Regions from separate parts of the Mus musculus genome. Here region 2 is linked to region 1. The links are chromatin contacts, found by POLR2A ChIA-PET in ENCODE. All regions are on one chromosome and are shown on one strand. Each heading gives the region's core, a stretch centred on a gene start or an enhancer-like site at or near the end of the contact. The rest is flanking DNA. Distances are from core to core; before and after follow the strand shown. Region 1 holds the start of Tmem150a (transmembrane protein 150A). Region 2 holds the start of Mat2a (methionine adenosyltransferase II, alpha).

Evidence for each region. ChIA-PET counts read pairs that join two places held with the same protein, here RNA polymerase II (POLR2A).
Region 2: POLR2A ChIA-PET joins it to region 1 with 15 read pairs in embryonic stem cell. The contact joins the promoter of Mat2a here to the promoter of Tmem150a in region 1. POLR2A ChIA-PET finds 5 or more read pairs at or near these places in 5 of 5 experiments (Patski and embryonic stem cell).

Annotation. Positions count from the first base shown.
Region 1 is chr6:72,351,831-72,357,648 of GRCm38, reverse strand. Tmem150a (transmembrane protein 150A) reads right to left here and starts at 2,166. Exons shown (of 8, transcript NM_144916.3): 1 at 2,105-2,166; 2 at 1,337-1,518; 3 at 880-927; 4 at 513-599. The coding sequence starts at 1,401. It overlaps 0610030E20Rik (RIKEN cDNA 0610030E20 gene), which reads right to left. Exons shown (of 4, transcript NM_026696.1): 4 at 4,487-5,818.
Region 2 is chr6:72,437,425-72,443,719 of GRCm38, reverse strand. Mat2a (methionine adenosyltransferase II, alpha) reads left to right here and starts at 4,164. Exons shown (of 9, transcript NM_145569.5): 1 at 4,164-4,374; 2 at 6,272-6,295. The coding sequence starts at 4,284. Particl (promoter of Mat2a antisense radiation induced circulating long non-coding RNA) reads right to left here and starts at 5,037. Exons shown (of 1, transcript NR_046011.1): 1 at 3,105-5,037.

The DNA.
Region 1 (5,818 bases), core at 917-3,416:
TGTTTCCACAGCTAAAGGGGGTGAAAAGAACAGAGCCTAACCTGCAGGATGGATTAAAAGGCACCACTGGCATATAAAACTCAGTGGGATGCCCAGCTCCTAGAAATAGCAAGTAGTGCACTTATTTCTTTGAAACAGCCTTACATTGCTCAGGCTGGCCAAAAACTAGCTGGGGGGTGATCTTGAATGTCTGATGCTCTTGCTGGGATTGCAGGCATGTGCTACCACACCTAGTTTTATGTGGTGCTGGGCTTTTATGTGCACGCTAGGCAGGCATTCTGCCAACTGAACCACATGCCCGATGCCCAGGCTCCCACTTTTCTCCTCTCCAGACAGGGTTTCATATAGCACAGGCAGGCCTTGAGCTCATCTTCCTACTGCTTTCCAAGAGCTAGGATTATAGCTTTGGCACTAAGCCTGGCCTGGCAGTATTAATTGACATTATATTAATGTTTCTTCTTAAGATCCAGAGACAGCTCCGAGGGGATTTCTGACAGTCTGGAGGGACCTACCTGATGAGAGGAACATCATCCAGGGTGCAGCAGCTCTTAGGGCCCCCTTGTTCAGCAGGGTCAGGAGAGCAGGATTCATTGTAGGACCTGGCAGGTGGGACACGGGGGTGGGGGGGGAGATTGGGGGAAGGAGCATCTTAGAACTTTTTTTTTTCCAAAGAGGAAATCTTTCAGACATCCCCAGGACCTTCCTGAAGCAGAAGCAAAGAAGATGAGGGGATGGTGGGAAGTGGGCAGATGAACAGGATGTCATGCCTGGAGACCAATGTCAGAGAACAGCCTATGGTCTCCGTGTAGCTTGTGAGCTCAAGGAGGGACAGAGATGAAGGGAGCTTTAGAGTGAGGCCATCTGTAGAGTGCTCCATACCAGTTCTCCACTGGGCACACGTGGCGGTTCATCACGGCCATGGCATACCTGTGGGAGCACAACTGTCACCCTGTCCTCATGGCTCTTCAGACCCCACCACCACCTCCTGGCTCTTTGACTTTTGACCTCATTCAGCCTCAATGCCCTGGCTGGGAATTTATTTGGTGGGGTGAAGAGGGAGGTAGTTACTGATGCTGGAGCAGACCCTGCACAATTGCCTCCACTAGAGAGCCTCTGGAAGTTGCCCTGTCTACAAGTGTATGTCAGAGCTGTCCTGCTGGACCGCAGTGGTGCCAGCTTGTCCCAAGAGGCTGTGTGCCCAGGAATCAGGCCAAGCTTTGGAGACAGAAAGAGTGACCCTGGGTACCATTCTGGAGCCTGCAAACGGGACAAGGGACTTTGTGTGTGTGCCATCAAGTTTCTATTAGACCCCCCCCTCCACACCCCTCTTACTCACACAGTCCATATGCCGGTGATGGAGAAGGCTGACAGGCTGACAGGAAGGAGGATCCAGGCGGTCATGAGGGAGTGGAGCCAGGGTGGTGGTAGTTTGGGGGTAAGGACAACAGGTAGGTGGGGAAAAGGGGGCAGGCCCAGCTACTTTGAGATATTTCGGTCACAATCATCAGCTGCCCTGGCCTGGTTGGGGAGAGAGATCAAGGTCCAGGGTCTGGTGACTGACCAGGGCGGGCGGGGGGGGGGGGTTGGGAGGGGGATGGGGATGGTGGGCAACACTTCATCCAGAGCTCTCCTTGGGCGTTTGATTGTCCAGACTTTGGGATGAGCCCCGGCAGGAACGTGGCACCCTCTGGCTTATCCATCTGGGGCCTCCGCGGTCTACCCAAATGCCACGGGCGCGCTGAGAGACTCGGGCAGGGCTGTAACATCTGGAAAGAGAGCCACGCTCCCCGGCCTGAGGGACGTCGGCTTGGTGAAGGCTGGAGCTAGGACAATCAAGGGGATCATGCCAAGGAAAGCCTGGGAGGGTGCGCCGGGCCGAGAGAGCGGCTCTGAGTCGTTGCCGGGCGGGCAAACCACCTGACCACCGCGCCCCGGCAAAGGGGCGGGTTCTCGAGGGAAGCTTGACCGGGTCCAGTTCGCGTGGGTACGGGGACCCCAATTTAGGTAGGAGTGTGCAGCCAGCGACAATACCCCCTCCCTCCAGAGCCCTGCTCCCCAAGGCGATCCCTCGGAGGCCGCGGGAGAAAAGGAATCCGGTACGCACCTCCCCGGAGCTCCCCGCCGCCGCTGCCGCCTCTCCCTGCTCGGCCCCCTCGTGGCCGCGTCTCCAGCTGCGGCCCTCGGAGCAGCCCTGAAAGGTTTAAAGGGCCGAACGGCCCCGCCCCTGGCGGCCCCAGGCCCGCCGCGCCGCCCGCCGGGACGTGGAGTCCGCGCAGCCCGGGCCCGGGTGCCAGAGCCCCGCCCGAGACTACAACTCCCGAGCCCCCGCGGCAATGTCACGGGGGAAACATGGGCGGTGCCCCAAGTCTAAGGGACCTGGGCGCCCGAGGCTATGACCCGGACACCTCTGACACTTAAGATCTAGAGGGCAGTTGTCATTCCTGCGGAGGGAGTGCGGGCGGGCTAGCCCGGCAGCTCTGCCTGTGCATGTCGCCTGTGGCTGTCATCGTGCACGTGGCTTGAAGAAGCTTTCCACTGTCTCAGTGGACTATATGACTTTGGGGGAAGCTCCTTCAACTCTCTCAGTGTGGCGCCCCAAGCCTGCCACTGTCTGAACAGGCATGAGGCTGGTGGGTGAGAAGCCAAGCACCGAGCCTAGGCTTGGCTTGGGAAACCCAAAGCTGGCTGGGTTCTGCTACCCAACTCTGTACCCTCCGGCCCGTCCCTTTTAGCAAACTCTGGAAAGGGCTGGCTTTGATTTTATTTTGGGGACACACGAGAACTGGCCATAAGTCACGGTGTCCAAGATGTTTCCTGACTCAACAACACTTACTTAAAATATGGTATAGGGTCCTAAAGGATATCCATTCTAAATACATGCAGGTGCCTGTGTAGGGCGGATAAAGATTAAAGCAGCCAGGTGTTCATTAGCAGAGGGAAGGTGAGGGACTCAAGTGGAATCTAGGAAGAGAAAACAGGACTATGTGGGGATAAGTTATTTATTAGTCTCTCCTTAATGGAAAGAGTGTGCTCCCTGGATATTCTTTTCTTGATGGAAAGGGCATGGCTACTTCTGCTTACATAGGACAATTGTTCCTGGTTCTCCCTATAAGCAGTGGGACCCCCATGAGACAGCGAATCATTATCCCAAGGGGATATGATCCCAGGCTGGTAAGAGTGGGAGATAGCCACCCCTAGTGAAACCAGGGCTAGCTGCACAAAGTCCTGTGCTGAAACAAAACAGAGCCAAACAAGTGGTGAACTGGACCTTTAAGAGGAGAAACCTTTTGGGGGATCCAAATGGAGGGCAGGAATGGTACAGAAACTACTAATGGCCTTTTCTCGCCTACCATCAGAACTTTAGTGAAAACAGGGCCAAGAAATATGGCTGTGCAATGATCACTGGACAAGACTAGCTGGCTGAATTGACAGGGGTGGAGGTGGGTATAAAATCCAGGCCAGCTTCTGACCTTTGGGACAAAGGTGACTCTCTCAGTAACAGAACATCTTCCTGTCCCACTACATTACAACTAACCAGGTACCTTTTTCTCTTTTATGTGAGGCTGTGAACCATCATTGAAAGCTATCTTGGGGTGCAGGGGGATTAGTGTCCTATTATATAATTCAGATTAACCTCATACTAATGATCCTTCTGACTTTAGCCTCCAGAGTGCTAGGATTACAGGCAACACGCCTGGTTAGCTTGTTTTCTTCCCCTCAAGAGAGGGAATATATAGTCCTGCGGTTAGAATACCAAGTGCTTTTTAACAGCGGAGCCATTTCTCTAGGCACACACGTGCGCGAGCATACATACACACACACACACACACACACACACACACACACACACACACACACACGAATGAGACAAGGTCTCACTACATACCTCAGGCTGGATTTGCCTGGCTCCCCAGTGCTGGGATTAAAAGTGTGCTCCACCAAGCTCAGCTTAGTCTTTTGATTCTCATCCTGCCTCTGCCTTGGTACTGCCATTATAGGCCTATATAGGTACACCGTTTCACTTTGTGGTTCCTAACTTATTGATTGTATCCTACTGAGCTGGGTTTGTCTCTCTGTTTCACCTTTAGGGGAAGGTCTTGGAAGATTGTTCACGAGCTCTACTGATTCTCCTGACTTGTTAGGTGTTAGAATTCCCGGGCGGTGGTGTTGCAGGCACTTTTAGGTTTAATATGCCAACCTGAATAATCCCTAAAACAACTCTCTTAAGATGAAGGTCTAATGAAGCCCAGGCTTTAAGGACACCTGAAAGAGGAAGCTGCCTAAGAGGACAAAAGTGAGACCAGATGTCTTTCAAAGTTTCAACTCTTAGGTTACATGAGTCTAGCCGTTACACTCCAACCAGAACAGCTCTTAAAATAATCAGCACAGCAAGAGGAGAGATTTCCAGTGCTGACTGGGTAGCAGAGTAACTTTAGGGCAGGCACTTAATCTCCCTTCCCCCCAAGTACACAAGTGATTTCACAACTTTTGGCAAAAAAATGCTGTAAAAATAGTTTATTGGTTTAAAAAGTACCGTCCATGATTTTCAAACAGTTTGCATAATTCATTTTTTTATACAGAAACACTGGAAATGAGAAAAAGAATGTATGGCTTTTTCTGCATTTAGCACCATGACATAGCCAGGACACGCTGATGCTTGCTGTGTAGCTTAGGCTACTCTCAAACATACAGTGATCCTCCTATCTCTGTCTCTTGAGCTGTTCACCACCATTCCCAACCTCTTGTTCTGTTTGCTCTGGGAAAGGAGGAACCCCTAACTAGGAAGGCTTTCACTTCTAGCAGTACTCTAACACCAAGGAAATTTGGGCTGGATGCCAACAGCTCCTCAGGAATTCAAAAGAGTTAAGGTTTCAAATAACTGTCAACATTCCATATGCAATTTCTTCAAAAGGCTCAGAGGTAGGAAAGTCGAATGCTCATTATACAAAGGTCTCATTTAAATTCGAGTTATCTGGGAAGCACCACCCTGACACAGGTCTTGTCAAACACACAGCAGGCTAGATACTCACCACCCAAAGAGCTTCCCACCTGTCTGGGCTGCTCTCTAGTTAGCAATGCACCCCAGATGATCAGAGAGATGGAATGTTCTTTCACATTTATTTTAGATCCACCCCTGCTGGCTAGACTGCAGCCAGTATATACTTTATTCTCATCATATACACTTATATATCTTTTCCCTTCTTGCTCCACACTCTTCAAAGTCATTCATGCTTGTCAGTGGGGTACAACCCCAGTTTTTATCATTATTCTTGCACAGCCCAAACCCCCTTGCAAAACCAATTCTCTCTTATAAATAATATATACTCAGTTCAGGAATCACAAAACTGTAAAATACAGGCTTAATTCTAGTTAAGAACTGAGGGGAAAAAACCATTCCAGAGAGAGAAGAGAGAGAGGGGAGAGAGAGAAGAGGAGAAGGAAGAGAAGAGAGAGAGAGGAGAGAGAGGAGAGGAGAGGAGAGGAGAGGAGAGGAGAGGAGAGAGAGAGAGAGAGAGAGAGAGAGAGAGAGAGAGAGAGAGAGAGAGAGAAAGAAAGAAAGAAAGAAAGAAAGAAAGAAAGAAAGAAAGAAAGAAAGAAAGAAAGAAATGGGGGTAGGGGTTTGAGACAGGGTCTCTCTACATAGTCCTGGTTGTCTGGAACTTGCTTTGTAGATAAGGCTGGCCTCAAACTAAAAGACCTTCCTGCCTCTGGGACATGGGGCAAACCTTTTATCTCAGCCTTTCAAATGCTGGGATTACTGGCATGTACCGTCATACCTGTAGCCCAGTCTCCCTTGCCCCCATCTCCCCCCCCCCCA
Region 2 (6,295 bases), core at 2,915-5,414, 84 kb before region 1:
CAGCATTCAGCCATGGTTGGAACAGTCAGACCACAGCCTATAAGCCACTCTAACAAATTCCACTTTTATTATATATTACAGAGTATATTATACATAATTCATATTATATATGTATATATTCATTCTTTCAGTTCTTTTCCCTATAGAGCCCTAATTCAGACACTCTTGTTCTCTGTCAGTGGTTAGGCTTGAACCTGAGCCAATCTTCCAGTTTCAGCCATAGAGTGCTGGGACAGGCCTGTGCCACAGTGCCAGCTCAATGGCATACATTTGCCATGCATATCTCTTCTCTCACTTGCCAGAACTCTCTCCTTGAACTTCCAATAAGACTCATAAGACCTTAAAAAAAAAGGCTCATAAGACCTAGAGCTGTCTTATGTGCTGACTGTGTAATGCAGACCAGCTTTTTTAGTCCTGTCTTTGAAAGCATTCATAGATCTCACAGCTACATGAAGATTCTCTGGGTTCAGAATTCTGGAGACTTCAGTGAAAAGAGTTCCTTATGTGCCTTATAACAGTTCAAATCCAACACATCTCGTTAATGCTAAATATGGCTTAAATCAATAACTTCTGGTTTATTTTACCCTCAGGGCACTAATCATGAAATCAGAAATCTCATCCTCCCTCCAGAACAGGATGGCCATGTGCCTCTCATTAGTAAAGAGCTCTCAATTTTATTAAGAAGTCTGTCACAAAGCCAATGCAGGACCTCTTTTTATTGGTCTTGTTGGATCTCCAAGGCTCATTTCCCTACTTCTTTCTTTCTTTCTTTCTTTCTTTCTTTCTTTCTTTCTTTCTTTCTTTCTTTCTTTCTTTCTTTTTTTCCGACAGGGTTTCTCTGTGGAGCCCAGGCTGTCCTGGAACTCACTCTGTAGACCAGGCTGGCCTCGAACTCAGAAATCCACCTGCCTCTGCCTCCCGAGTGCTGGGATTAAAGGCGGGTGCTACCACACCCGGCTCCCTACTTGTTTCTTGAGTCCTTCATAATGTCCACTTACTTTCCCTCCTGTTTCTTTCCTTCTTCTTCTTCTTTTTCTTTGTTTTTGTTTTGTTTTGTTTTGTTTCTCTGTATAGCTCTGGCTGTCCTGGAACTCACTTTGTAGACCAGGCTGGGCTCGAACTCAGAAATCCACCTGCCTCTGCCTCCCAAATGCTGGGATTAAAGGTATGCGCCACCACTGCCTGGTTCTTTCCTTCTTTTCTCCCTCTTGAACACTCTTCAGCATCTTCCGTGCATTGAGAGCAAAGCTGCAGGAAAGCACACCACCTTATTCATGGTCCTTATGGACCAACCCGGGAATTGGAGATATTCATCAACTAATCTTCAAACCTGTCATTGCAAACAGCACTTAGGAGCAGGAGAGAAAAGAACTGAACCCTGAGAAAACCTCTGGCGGTAAAGGTTTCATCTAGGAAGTGGTAGCTGAGCTGCAGAGGAAAGGATAGTGTGTGCCAGGTGCCATCAATCTTAAGAGTCTTGGAGTAGGAAGAGAACCAGGCCTGTCACCATATCGATTCCTGCCAGCCTTACAGTTGGTATCCTAAATATTTACAGAAAGAAAGGGCAATGTTTGTTTTTTGTTGTTGTTTTGGTTTTGGTTTTTTGAGACAGGGTTTCTCTGTATAGCCCTGGCTGTCCTGGAACTCACTCTGTAGACCAGGCTGGCCTCGAACTCAGAAATCCGCCTGCCTCTGCCTCCTGAGTGCTGGGATTAAAGGCGTGTGCCACCACGCCCGGCTAAGGACAATGTGAGTAATATAAATCAGTGAAAATATGTACTTGTTTTGATGCGGATCAATGAATGACTTGAACCATTAGTCAAAGAGATCCAGAGTAGAAGGTGGAGGGGACTGTTCTGAGATACGGTGTGAAATAATAGTAACAGCATACTCTACCCTTTAATGAGAGCATGCGAGACTAGCCAGGTCTGGTGGAATACTCCTGAAATCTTTAGCTCTCTAGAGGCTGAAACAGGGAAGGCTTTTCATGAATTCAAGGCCAGTTTGGGCTACACAGTGAGTTCCAGATCAACACAGGCTACAGAGTGAGACCTGGTCTCAAGAAGCAACCACAGCAGGATAAGTAGAGAATTTTAGCCTTTGTCCCACCAGCAAATGGACACCTGTAAAATGACAATTCACTACTTTAGTGGTTCCTGTTATATGTTAGACACCGTGCAAAAGATTTCTTGGAAATTTTTCCTACTATTATCCCAACTTTACAGGCTGAAGACAGAGGTATGGAGGTTGCTTATTCTGTTAGGTAACAGCAGAAGCGTGACCCAAAGCCACGAATTGCAGTCCCTATGAGCAAGAGAGGTAATGATGTATAACTGAGTTTAATTCTCTTGGCAGGATGAAACCAGCTGTGGAGCTGAGAGCAAAGGGGTGTCAGAATTTAATGAACTAATCATTGAATTTAACCTCCTCCCTCTCTATTAATAAAATAACCTTTTAATTATATTCTGGCTTCTATATAGATTTTTCTGCTGGAAGGTAATGCACTGACCGGTCTACACAGGCATTTTGGTCTGTCTGGCAATTTTATTACTCATTGTGAGGTACTCTTAATGGCTGAGCCATCTCTCTAGCCCCTAAAACAAGTAAAAATTATGAAAGTCTTTACTATTTTCTCATGAAGGGCTAGTTTTAAAAATAAACCCAACGAACAAGAACAAAATACTGTCAGGCTGCCTGCAACGATGTGGTTTCCGACATGGAGATGAGCCTGTGTGTGTCCCTTATCTTCTTTGTTCCTAGCATAGCACAGTCTAAGAGCTTCCTTTGTTTCCCACAGTGCCTTTCTCAAACTCCCACCTTTGCACTGGCACACACCCTAGAGGGAAATGCCCCTTGCTTTTCATAGTGTACCTAATTTTCTGAGGCAAGGCAGCTGGCAGCCGGAGGTTGTCATTCAGCCTCACAGTCAAGTGCATCTTATGCTAGGAGCAGGCTGTTCCCTAGCATCATAAAACCCGATGTTCTTGACAAACACTGGTTCTCAAAAGCCACCAGGCTCCTGGCCTGCCCTAAGACTGGACCCAACAGTTGTGTGACACTGGCCTCATAGAGGGTCTCTGCATGCAATTAGCTCCAGACTCCACTCTTTGTCTGTATGGAGTTTTATTTCCCTTTTTTTCCCCGTCTGTTAATTCATTTCATGAGCAAAACTGAGACAACTGCAAAAGTTTAAAAGAGAAAGTGTCATAAAATCGAGGCCATTTGACCTTGACAAGCTCATCTGAAGCACATTTGAAGGCTTGAATAGCGCCCTCCCCTACACACACGAAAGAAGCATTCATATTCTCTCGAACAGATTGGAACGTCCATTTCTTCCTAGGAAGCATGGAAAACCAAGCCATGCAAAGTCAGATTTAGGATAGAAAAGAATCTAGTACCGTCTCAGACTACGGGGGTCCACGAGGCTCGGCGAGGGGGGAGGGGAGGCCGCCGGCAAGTGGCAATTGTTCGGAAAAACAATACAGCATTCCTGCTAGTTGGCTTTACAGCCATTTTCCCCAGAGCAGTTACTCGAGGCATGACTAACGGTAGGGCTAGAACCCCTCACAATCTCTCGTTCCCCGGAGGGAACCGTGTAGGATGGATAAGGGCAGTGCCTATTAGCCTCCGCTGGCCAGTCAACATGGCCACCTTCACATGGCAGAGGGCCACCCGGCGCTGGTGCACGAGGTGGCGAATGGAGGGTGGTGGTGGCAGGAAAGACCCTCGGCGAGAGCCACAGCACAAAACGGCCGCCACCGCCACGGCCGCCGCTGGGAGGCGCGCGCGCCGGCAGACCTCCGTGGGCAACGGTCGGAGGGATGTACCATACCCTCGTACAGGGGAGGCCGTCCTTCAAATCCAAATCCTCTCTTCTCCAGCAATCAACGTGGGGATGGGCGTAAACCCCAAGTCTACTCACTTACATCTCCATTTAACCCACGCCATCAAGATGACTAACTACTGGCAGGAGGCCCGGTTAGCTCTGCTCGCCCCCCCCATCGGTAGAATGGTTCAGCCGGAGCTCGGCTCGGCGGACCTCCCTGCCAACCCCCATCCGCCCGCCCGCGGCGCATTGGCGCGCGACGCCGAGGGGCGGAGCCCGAGCCGGGCGCGCGCGACCCCCTGCTCTATAAATACTGGGCCGCTTCGCCCGCCGCTCCGTTCGCTCCGAGTCTCCAGCCTGCCGAGAGCTGAAGCGATCCTCCCTCTGTGTCTTCCGCAGCCCTCCGCCTCGCCGCCTCTCAGTCTCCTCAGAGTCGCCCTCTCTCACCGCCGCCGCCATGAACGGGCAGCTCAACGGCTTCCACGAGGCGTTCATTGAGGAGGGGACGTTCCTCTTCACTTCCGAGTCTGTAGGGGAAGGTCACCCAGGTGAGCCGACGGGGACTCGGAGGAGGGAAGGGCGGAGGGCAGTGGCGCTGGGGGTGGTCGAGGCCGTCTCCGGCGGCGGTGGGCATGGCAGCGGCCGCGCGCTTCCCTCGTGGCGCCGCGAGTTTGCAATGTGCGGCCCCGCTCCCCTCCCCCTTTCTCCGCTCCTCATCCGGCGGCGCGCCCCGGCATGCGGAAGGTTCCAGAAATCGAGAAGGGCGGGGGCTCGAGGCAGTTTTGAGATCGGCGCGGGGAGGGCACTGCTTCCTCCTCTTTAGTCCCGTCGCCTGGAAAAACCTCAAGTGGGCGACCCCGCCCCGCGTGCTCGCGTCCGGCCGCCGGGAGCGCGCGCCCCGCATTGCAGCGGCTACCACGTGTTCGCCGCATGTGGAATTGGGGCGAAGCGGAGCTGGCGGCCTCTACCCACCCGACCCCTAGTTTGGAAGTGGGGGCTGGTGTCTCCGAAGGTCCCATCTCTAATATCCCTGACTTCCGGCCCCTGGAAAACGCTTAAGAGCATGGGTAGACATGCCCTTTAGCCTTCAAGGTGACAGACTGCCACTGACTAAATATAGCGCGAATTAGAGAAGGCATCCCTTATTTAGAGTGTGCTTGAAAAGGATGAAGTGCATGAATTAAGTGTATACTCCCATCGCGTTAGGTTTCGTTTTAAAGTCTTCCCTTTGGTCTTTTTCCTACAACTAAAGGAGGATTTATTTCATGTTTCCTTAAGGCTTTGTCCACTGAACCGCCATGATGAGATCGGTTATAATGAATCTATTATATGGACTTTGGGTTTCAGATGGAACATAACCATTTAGTAAATACTAATATTCAGTTTGAGCTGTTTCCGTTCGCAGGGGGTCCACAGCAATATTATTACATGGCTTGTGAGGAGCATCTTGATGAGTGATGGTTGAAAGACAAGTGTTGCTGTGGCTCCTCCCACACTCCCCTCAAGGAAAGGAGTATCTCCATATCTATTGAATCACTCCTTAGTACAGCCATTAGATTCCATCTTAAGGTTCTGTGGCTGCAATACACATTTTGGGGTAGTAACAAAAATCAAGGAACATAGAGCCAAGCACAGTGGTACACTAACTACTACAATCCCAGCGTTTAAAGTATGGAAGCAGTTTAGTTTGTCAGCCTGGGCCACGTGTAAGACCCTGTCTCAATACCACAAACATTCCAGACCAGGATACTGCCATTTTCTAAATTGATGAATCAAGGAGAAATTGGATATGGCTTAGAGCACACTTGAAAGTTTCCTGGAGCCGAAGGCAGAGGCAGGTGGATTTTTCTGAGTTCCAGGACAGCCAGGGCTATAACCCTGTCTCAAAAAAAAAAAAATTACTGCATTTTTTGTTTGCTGGTGTTTCTTCTGTTAAATTTATTTTCATGGTTAAAAAAAAAATCTCATTTCCCTATTGTCTAATAATAGGGGAAATGGACTGTTTTAAGAAGTTAATGACCTGACAGTTGGCTCTTTAGTAGGTTTGTAACATTTTAAATGTGGGGGATAAAAAGAACAGTTGTCTCTAAAATACACTGTGAGGTTATTTCCTATGGTAGGCTTTGAGATATCAAAATAAATCATTTTGACTTTGATTAATCTGAAGGGCAGAGGCAGGTGGATCTCTTGAGTTCAAGGCCAGCCTGGTTTACAGAGCAAGTTCTAGGACCGCCAGAGCTGCACAGAGAAACATGTCTTCAAAAACAAAAGACTGGAGATTCTCCCTCTCACCTTGCAAATACTACTATAACTTTACATCAAGCTTCTGTCACCTACAAATTCATAGCTATATTTGCTTCTTGGGTTGCACATAAACTGCTAGTTACATGATGAGATAGGGTTAGTAGTAATAGTTAAGTTGAACCAGGAACTTTTATTTTCCAGATAAGATTTGTGACCAAATCAGTG